Regions from separate parts of the Homo sapiens genome. Here region 2 is linked to region 1. Evidence: chromatin contacts called from ENCODE POLR2A ChIA-PET data. All regions are on one chromosome and are shown on one strand. Each heading gives the region's core, a stretch centred on a gene start or an enhancer-like site at or near the end of the contact. The rest is flanking DNA. Distances are from core to core; before and after follow the strand shown.

Region 1 (4,532 bases), core at 767-3,266:
GAGGTTGCAGTGAACCGAAATTGTACCACTGCACTCCAGTGTGAGAGATGGGAGTGAAACCCTGTCTCAAAAGAAAAAATTTATATATATGTATATATGTGTATATATATACATATATACATACACACACACACACACACACACACACACACGTAAAACCCTTAAAACAGTCCCTTACCCAGAGTAAGCACTCAATAAATATAAATCTACTTTGGTATTTTTCTACAAAATGTTCACCATGTACAATATTCCTTCCTGATAAAATCCAAAGTGAAGGCCAGGTACGGTGGCTCACATCTGTAATCCCAGCACTTTCGGAGGTCTAGGTGAGCCCAAGAATTAGAGACCAGCCTGGGCAACATGGTCCAAACCCATCTCTACAAAAATTAGACAGGTGGGGTGGTACACACCTGTGGTCCCAGCTCCTTGGGAGGCAGAGGTGGGAAAATCCCACCTGAGACTGGGATTGCAGCACCGCACTGTGTATGAGACGCTCCCCACAATAACAAATTATCCAGCCTCAGGCATCTATAATACCACCACGAGGCTGGGTATGATGGTTCACACCTGTAATCCCAGCACAGCAGAGTGAGACTCTGTCCCAACAACAACAAAAAATCCAAAGTGAAAGATTACCAGCTAGCAGGCACTGCTAGACTTAGAAACAACCCATACAAATGGGATACACCCTGGAGTTTATTACCACATTCTTTTGTATTTTTTCAATGTCGGTCACAATTCACAACCCACCAATGTTTTTATAAACCCAAGGGAAAGGAAGTTTAGAATGGAATGTAACTGCATTCCAAGTAAATAATTCTAGAATCTAAACTTCCAAAGGATGTAAGGAGAGTACACTAAGGAAGAGACGACCACAAGAGCTTAAAGCGACTAGAAGACACTTACAAGGAATTCAGAATCTTGAGGGGAGAAAGCCCACCTGCATATACATTTTTTATCTTTTTTCTTTTTTTTTTTTTGGTCACCCTGTCTCCCAGGCTGGAGTGCAGTGGTGTGTCAGTTCATCTAACTGCAACCTCCGCCTCCCAGCTTCAGGAGATTGTCCGGCCTCAGCCTCCCAAGCAGCTGGGACTACAGGCACCCACCATCATGTCCAGCTAATCTTTGTATTTTTAGTAGAGACAGGGTTTCACCATGTTGGCCAGGCTGTTCTCGAACTCCCTACCTCAAGTGATCCGCCTGCCTGGGCCTCCCAAACTGCTGGGATTACAGGAGTGAGCTACCACGCCCAGCCTGTGTATACATTTTAAAGGTATGCCTAGAACTGGATCTGCCATGACATTTAATATAGAAACATCCTCTTCCATCAAGCCTACAATTCCCCGTCAGCATCCTATCCCACTTTTGCTTCCAGAGGTCCTAACTCAAGCAGCTATTAAGACTAAAAAGGGAATTTAAAAATGGGACAGGCAATGGAAAGACCAAGGGTTAAAGTACACGAAGTGCTCCATCAGAAGATTTGAAAACACACGGAGATACTGCAAACATACAGAAACACATGCAAATTTGAAACACAGAGAGCTTTTAAAAATTAACTAGATCCTAGGGGCAGGGATGGACACTGGTATTTTTAGAAGCTCTCCACAGTCTGAAATGGGAATAAAAAGTAGAACCCATCTGACCTATAACCCAAAAAAGACAGGAAATAGAGGAAGTAGAGGAAACCCAAAACACACAAATCTTAAGACTATAGTTTAAGCAGACTTGCATGTTCGGCATTATGCTAAGACAAATATATAGTCCTATGGTTTAGACTGAACACTGAAAGCAAGCTACAGCCAATTAGACATTGGTTGTAAATATTACTGCTGTTACATTTATATCCATGGAGCAGTGCACCACAGTATTCAGTATTCATTCTCTAACAGCTTGAGAGGGGAAATGAGACAGAGGATAAACCAGGGTAATAATTATCAGCTTGGGGGAGTGGGGGTGGGTAGTTATCTACTCAGACTAACTGGCAAAAGCCGGGCTGTGATTCACACAAGAAGCTGTTGTAGTCCAGGAAGAGTCATATGCTCTCTCAAAAGGCTGGCTCTTCTCAAAAAAAAAAAAAAAAAAAAAAAATTCTAAGAGAGGATGAACTGTAAAACGCACCCAAGCTGACTAAATGAGGACTTGCCTCCTAAAATCATTCTCACAAATCTCTCCTGTAACTGGCCTAAACAAACTCTCCTGGTAGGCCAAGACAACCAGCGAGTTCCTCAGGGCCAACCTAGCTCCTGAAGAAGAACTTAGGATATGAAGGAGGGGTGCAAGAAAGTAAGATGAAACAAACAGTAAGAATAAAATAACCTTACTAAAAGCTTACATTTATTGAGCACTTTTAATGTGATGGGCTCTTTGCTAAGCATTTTATGGGCACTATATTATTTAATCTTCATGACCCAATGAAGATGACCATTATCTACATTTTTAAAATGAGAAAATTACAAGTCCAATCATAAGTGCTTCTTCACTGGCCTAAACTGGGAACAAAAATTTTCAGGACTAAAGTAAAAGCTGAACTCATACCTAGCTCTTGCCAGGCACAGAGGTAACAGTTAAGCATACACAAGTGACAAAATGACTCATCAGAATTAAATCCAAAGTATAAAATCAAGACTATCTCTACAATCCTGCCTTAGCCGGATGCTTCTGAAACATTCTCTCCTTCAAGATCAGTGATCACATTTTCCCCAAACTACAGGGACTCAGTAATGAGAACTGAAATACTTTTCAGTATGATATCCAGTCCAGAACATGTTGAAATACCAAACAAGAAGACCCATAACCAAACATATTAACAATAAAATGCTAAATTATGTAGCATGAATGGCTACCACATATCTATGTCCTCCATCATTTATTTCAAAAAGAAAAGCCTTGTCCCTCACTTCATAATCAGGGCTCAAATATATTCAGTATATAGGAGCTTTTTTTAAAAAATGTCTCTCCCCCTAGACTTGCTTTATCAATTAAAGATTCCATTGATTACAGAAAAGGGTCATAAGACAAATGTGAGTAATGTGTTCCAGCATTGTGCTGAATTACTGATCACAAAATAAAAATACAATCCAGCCTGGACATTGGATGACTAAGTTTTGTTACTCAGGCTTTATACTGATAACCCTAAAGTTCCAAAACAAGTTGTGAATGGCAGCTTTGCAAAGGTATACATGTGAACTCAACGCTTAGTCAAGCTGAAGTGCAGGAGGGAGTTACTCAGCTGTGACACACCCAGTGTAACCAAGCCACAAAGTTACTTTCACCTGTACACAAAATACTCTTAGAGGAATTTTTTTTTAAGTTTCTTTGTTCAAGTGACACCATATCAAGAAAGCCAAGTTCTTCAAGGAAGCAAAGTTCTAAGGTTACCAAGAAGCAGCTAAAAACTAAAGGATCTTAAAAAAAAAAAAAAAAAAAAGATGGCTCATAGCAAGAAAAAATTTAATGGCTGACACAGAGCAGTCACTCAATTTTTATACCAGAAACAAACTTAGTGTATCAAATTTTATGGGAGAAATGATAGGAGTTTGGAAATACCAGGTGGTCTCAGGAGGTCTCTCATAACTGTCAGTTGTTTTATTTGGGGGTAAGGGAGAGTAAACTAATGATAAAATCTGTGAGTTTTAGTTAAAATTCAAATAAACTTCCAGATTCACTCCTCAAGCAATAACTTGCTACAACTGTCACAACCAAAAGTCTTTATCAAAAATATTATTTGCCCACCTTCCTCTGCTGACTTAATCTTTACAAAGATACTAACTCCCTAACGGCCAAATACTAGTTGGAAAGTGCATATTTTAAACGGCAAGGATACAGAGAGAGAGAGAGAAAGAGAGAGAAATCGATCAACACTCTTTTCTTGCTGCTTGATGCTATTCCCCACATCAAAGGGAAAAAAAGTAGAAGGCTCAACAAACATACCTAAGAACACTGGTTCTATAAAAAACTTAATTGGCTGCAAGATTGTCAACAGTTAATAGGTAAATTGTTATATCATGGTATGCATTTTAACTCATAATGGTATTTAGGTTAAAATATCTTAAATAACAGAATAGTTCATATCCTCTTCAAAAATAATTAACTGCAATGTTGACTACTTTGACCCCAGTTTTAGGAATTGAAAGGTATTCAGCAAATACTATTAACACAACTAATTAGAATTCAGTCTCTACACAAAAAGGGAGGTGAGATTATTACTTTCGTTCTTGTGGCAGGTATACTTTAAGTTGGAAGCTACAGTTAAACGTTCATCAAGTTCTATAAACACTTAATTCTCTGTTAGCATTTTATACGCAATATACATTTGAGCATATAATTTTAAAATCAGGTACAAATTATTTGATGAACACTTCTCTGTAACAGAAAAAGCAATTTCAGCTAGTTTTCACAAACTATCCAAATAATTCTTCCCAAAGAACCTAGATTATGAGAACCTACAAAACTCACTATCATAGTGAATTCTAACTTTCACAGACTGTATTCAGAAACTTGACATACGCCCAAGCAAATATCACCTGCACTGA
Region 2 (4,532 bases), core at 813-3,312, 6.0 Mb before region 1:
AGTAAAACCAACCAGGAAAAATCATTTTCTTTATATACAGAGCAACTTCTTAAAGGGATCACAAATCAAGGGGTTCCTTCGTGTTAAATGATGCAAACTATGCATAAGCACATGCTCTATGCGGGGGCAGCAATGGAATGTGATGGGGAGAAGAGGGGAAGGTCAAAAGGAAAGTTGCTCTGTTTGTTAGAGGACGAACTGCATAAATAAGCATTGCTGCAGAGACGGACACCATGCTCCCCTCACTGAAGCACAACCTGAAAGGATTCTAGGAGGCAAGCAAGAGAACGTGAGCAAGTGTGGGATTAGAGAGTCCTGGAGCCAGCCCCAGAGCCCGCTGTAAATTTTGTCTCATCTCAATGTATATAAATATTATTAGTGTTCAGGACCATTAAGGGATTTCTTGAAAAGCCCCGGGCAGTGTGTCTCGCCAGCAGATGGATGGCTGTTCCATGCGAGCGCCAAAACTGAGAATTTCACCTAGTACTACCAAATTTCCAATTACGGCGCTATGGGGGAAAGGAAGGGACCCTCTTCTCTGGCTTCCATGAATAAACACACTGAGTGCGATTAAAGGCATTTCAGCTTTTAAAAATAGGAGGAAAATAGAAGCTGCTATAAACTAACAAATATACAGAGAAAAAAGCAAACTGATTTTGCCCATGAGATCCTTCTATTCCTTGGAATTCTTACAGTGACCAACAATAAAAACAAAGGCCCATCTAAACTGTTGGAAAAGCTAACATGTCCCACATCCACCACTAAAAGGATTGGTTCAGGTTTGCAATCACATAAAAACGAGGCACTGCACTTAAAAGCTCCTTCTCTTCATTTTTTTTCCTTGGGGGGAGAGGAAAAAGAGTCACACACATCAGCCTTTAACTCTCTCCCTCTCCAGAGTCCTCGAATGTATCAAATTATTTCTAGAGTTTTTAAAAAACCATTTGTTTTTGTTCTTGCCAGAGTTTTTTTTTTAAATAATCATTAGTGCAGAGAAACCATTTTTAAAAGCATACCATAGGCTGGGCGTGGTGGCTCACGCCTGTGATCCCAGCACTTTGGGAGGCCGAGGCGGGCAGATCAACTGAGGTCAGGAGTTCAAGACCAGCCTGCCCAACATGGCGAAACCCCATCTCTTACTAAAAATACAAAAATTAGCCAGGTGTGGTGGCACGTGCCTGTGATCCCAGCTACTTGGGAGGCTGAGGCAGGAGAATCGTTTGAACCCAGGAGGCGGAGGTTGCAGTGAGCCAAGATTGCACCATTTTACTCCAGCCTGAGGGACAAGAACAAAACTCTATCTCCAAAAAAAAAAAAAAAATAGGAGACTCAACCTCTTCACAAGGAACAAAACATGAAAGAGGGGCCACCTGGCCATACAATATTTCATAATGCAAACAATTTTATCCCCAATCATTTCTAAAGGAAAGAACTTATTCTGCAGATGTTCAAATAAGGTAAAGCTTCTGAATCAAAATACGGAAGAGTTTAGGGCCATCTCAGCTGTTTCTGGGTTGCCCTAAGGTACACACCACTGTTCCATATAAACGCAGGGAGGCTTTCCCTAGCAGGCATGCATCCTCGTGCAGGAGGATTAACCGCTCCTAACTTCACGAAAGTGAGCTTCAACCTCCAAAGTGCATCAGAGAGACACATGGTCCAAAGAGATTTTATGATTCTCTTGCCTTGCCAGGAGAGGAACTGACCATGAGACAACACGGGGAGGAGAAGGAAAGGGAGAGGGGTGAGGGCAAGCGAGGGGCTCTAGGTGAACTGACATGCAGCGTCCTGCCCCAGGCCGAACAGAAGTCCACCCAGGACGTGGGCATTCTTCTCCAGAAAGGACTTAGCTCAGCTAAGCAAATGAGAAAGGCTTCTTTTGATTTTAGCAGTCAGGCCTCAGGTAGGTTACACCCTATAGACGTGGCAGGTTCGGGGACTCAGCCCAGCCCTCCCAGGGCTCACAGCCTGAGGACAAGCAGTGAGAATATGAGCCAGTAGCAAGCAAAGGGTAGCTTAGGGCTGCCTGCCAGGGGAAGGGACTTCCAGGCCAAAGCTGGACAAGTGAGTAGGAGCTAGCAGGTGCATAGGGATGCTGGCAGAGCCAACAGAGAGTGCGGGCCAAGAGAAGCAAAGGTAACAAAGACAACCTCAGCATGACTGAAGGATGGAAGCACTGGAGACAGAGGGGAGGGGAGACTGGGAGGAAAGATGGTGTGCCCTGAGGTAGGGAGAGCCTGGAACAGCCTTTTAATCCAGCAATAGGAGTTTGGACTACTCTTAAGAGGAAAAATACTATTTTAAGCAGGAGGCACATGATCAGATGTGCATTCTAGCCTCAGTAGCCCAGATCAAGAGGACAGCAGTGCAGATGAGGAAAAGCAGGGTAGATTCAAGATATGTCCAGGACCATCTGGAAGGGTACAGAATTTCTTTTTTTTTTTTTTTTTTTTTGAGACGGAGTGTCACTCTGTCACCAGGCTGGAGTGCAGTGGCTCAATCTCAGCTCACTGCAAGCTCCAGCTTTGCCTTCCGGATTCTTGCCATTCTCCTGTAGCTGGGACTACAGGCGCCCGCCACCATGCCCAGCTAATTTTTTGTATTTTTAGCAGAGACAGGGTTTCACCGTGTTACCCAGGATGGTCTCAATCTCCTGACCTCGTGATCCTCCTGCCTTGGCCTCCCAAAGTGCTGGGATTACAGGTGTGAGCCACCAGGCCTGGCCGGGTACAGAACTTTTCTTTTGAGGGGTACAGAAAGATCAGCTCAGTCTGGGACGTGTTGTTTTTGTGTACACATCCAAACGGAAATGCCTGGCGTGCAGTTTGTGTGGATGCAATCAGGCGTGATCTGAGCTGGAAACATCCTGGGGTGTGGTCAGCAGATGGATGGAGAAGGGACTGTGGGTTGGGTGTGGGGGAGGTCTGAGGATGCCCGGGGGACCCAGGAGAGATCACAGCACACACCGTGGCCAAGGCTGCCACCGTTCACAGGGGCCTAGCAGCCCCCCAGTGGAGTGTTCACTCCTTTAGAATACCCCCATTCCTTTAAAAGAAATGTGCTCGAGGGGATTACAGTATATTCATCTGTGAATTCCCAGACCCATGTTTCACCCTTCTCTGTCCCCAAGTCTAGGTAACAATAATAATGTATTTGTGGAATTATCTGGAGCCTCATGAACATGGTACCAAGGGCCTAAAGGCAAAGAGTTTTCAACAAAGGGTTGGTTTTTGCTGCCTTCTGTCTGGTCTTCAAACTAACCAGAGTGACAATAAAAAGAGCCCCTCCCTCAGGGGCTGCCTAGGAAGCCTGTGTGCCCTGCTGCTTTTCCAGGGAGGCAGAGGCAGCCCGGCGAACACTTTCGACAGAAAGGGTATCTTTATTTTCAGCACCCATGAATGACTGCAGAGGGACTCAGGGAACCCACGGCTGGCACAGGAGGAGGACAGCCTAGCCGGGGCAGGCGCTGAGTCCACTCAGCTGACAGGTGTGCCACCATGCTCTCGCCTCGTAAAATAATCTTCAATCAATCCTCGCTTCTGTCCTCTCACACACACTACTCCCCATCCCTATCACCCCAGGGAAGAAGAGAGTGACGGTGAGCACAGGCTTCTCAGGCTGAGAGAGCCACCGTATTACAGCTTGGCTATTAGTTTGAAGTTCTTTAAACAAGTCTGCTAGGTTGGAAAAGGAAGCTTAGTTGAAAATGCTTAGACCCACGAGGTAAAACCAAATGCTGCACATACACACAGTAAAGACATATTTTCTCAAAATGAAGACAAGAGGATTCTGTCAAGCTTCTGGTCATCCTAAGGAATGGTTGGAAAAAAACCCCACTGAGCCACTGCCTAGAGATTCCAGGAAGAGTTTAAAACAACTTCCAAACAGGTTTCTGCCTGGAGCTGCAGCCATTATGTGGAATCAGCTACGCACGGCAAAAGAAAGTTCAAGTGGCAAGCGCTGTGTCTTAAACGTTCACAAAAGAAAATCACATCGGCAACATTTCTCAATGCCAAAAAGAAACAACCTCTTGTTCTAGAGAAAATATCCCACTATAGTAGTTAGACCCAGAAGAAACACTTTATGGTCAGAATGGAAGATACCACAGTTTGTCTGTCTGAACCTAAATAAAAAGGTTTTCAAGAGAACCAGCACTTTGGGGGTGCACCCAGGAGCACACAGAAAGGTACACCTGAGCAGAATTCTCAGTGTGCACAGCAGGGCTGGTTAGTCAGGGGGCTGGACCACACCTTTCTGAACCTGTTAAGATAGCAGGCCTGAAAGCTCTCATTTTCTCCCAAGTCCAGTGTGTACAAGGAGATCTTGCAGTCTTTGAAAGGGGTTGAGACTCCATTTTGAGTCTGCTGTCTTCCTAACAGGAAGCCTAGACAAGGGTGAACTTCCTAATGTACTAGGGTATACAGAAGGGGCAAGGAGTTACATATTTTCACCCCTCATCACTGTCCCTATTCACTCTCTTCTTCTACATTCCCATCCCTCTGAGGTGACACTGGGTTGCAGGACTGCTTTAT

Evidence for each region. ChIA-PET counts read pairs that join two places held with the same protein, here RNA polymerase II (POLR2A).
Region 2: POLR2A ChIA-PET joins it to region 1 with 11 read pairs in AG04450. The contact joins two enhancer-like sites. POLR2A ChIA-PET finds 5 or more read pairs at or near these places in 2 of 52 experiments (AG04450 and BJ).

The regions. Positions count from the first base shown.
Region 1 is chr15:92,905,560-92,910,091 of GRCh38, reverse strand. All of the region lies in intron 2 of CHD2 (chromodomain helicase DNA binding protein 2), which reads right to left. Among named protein-coding and RNA genes, the nearest start is that of MIR3175, 3.4 kb to the right of the region's middle. Within about 2 kb of position 2,016, at least 27 of the 41 ENCODE cell types and tissues checked have a DNase peak (open chromatin) inside an H3K27ac peak, as active enhancers do.
Region 2 is chr15:98,882,606-98,887,137 of GRCh38, reverse strand. All of the region lies in intron 2 of IGF1R (insulin like growth factor 1 receptor), which reads right to left. Among named protein-coding and RNA genes, the nearest start is that of MIR4714, 100 kb to the right of the region's middle. RefSeq lists enhancers at 2,118-2,710, 2,711-3,303. Within about 2 kb of position 2,062, at least 4 of the 41 ENCODE cell types and tissues checked have a DNase peak (open chromatin) inside an H3K27ac peak, as active enhancers do.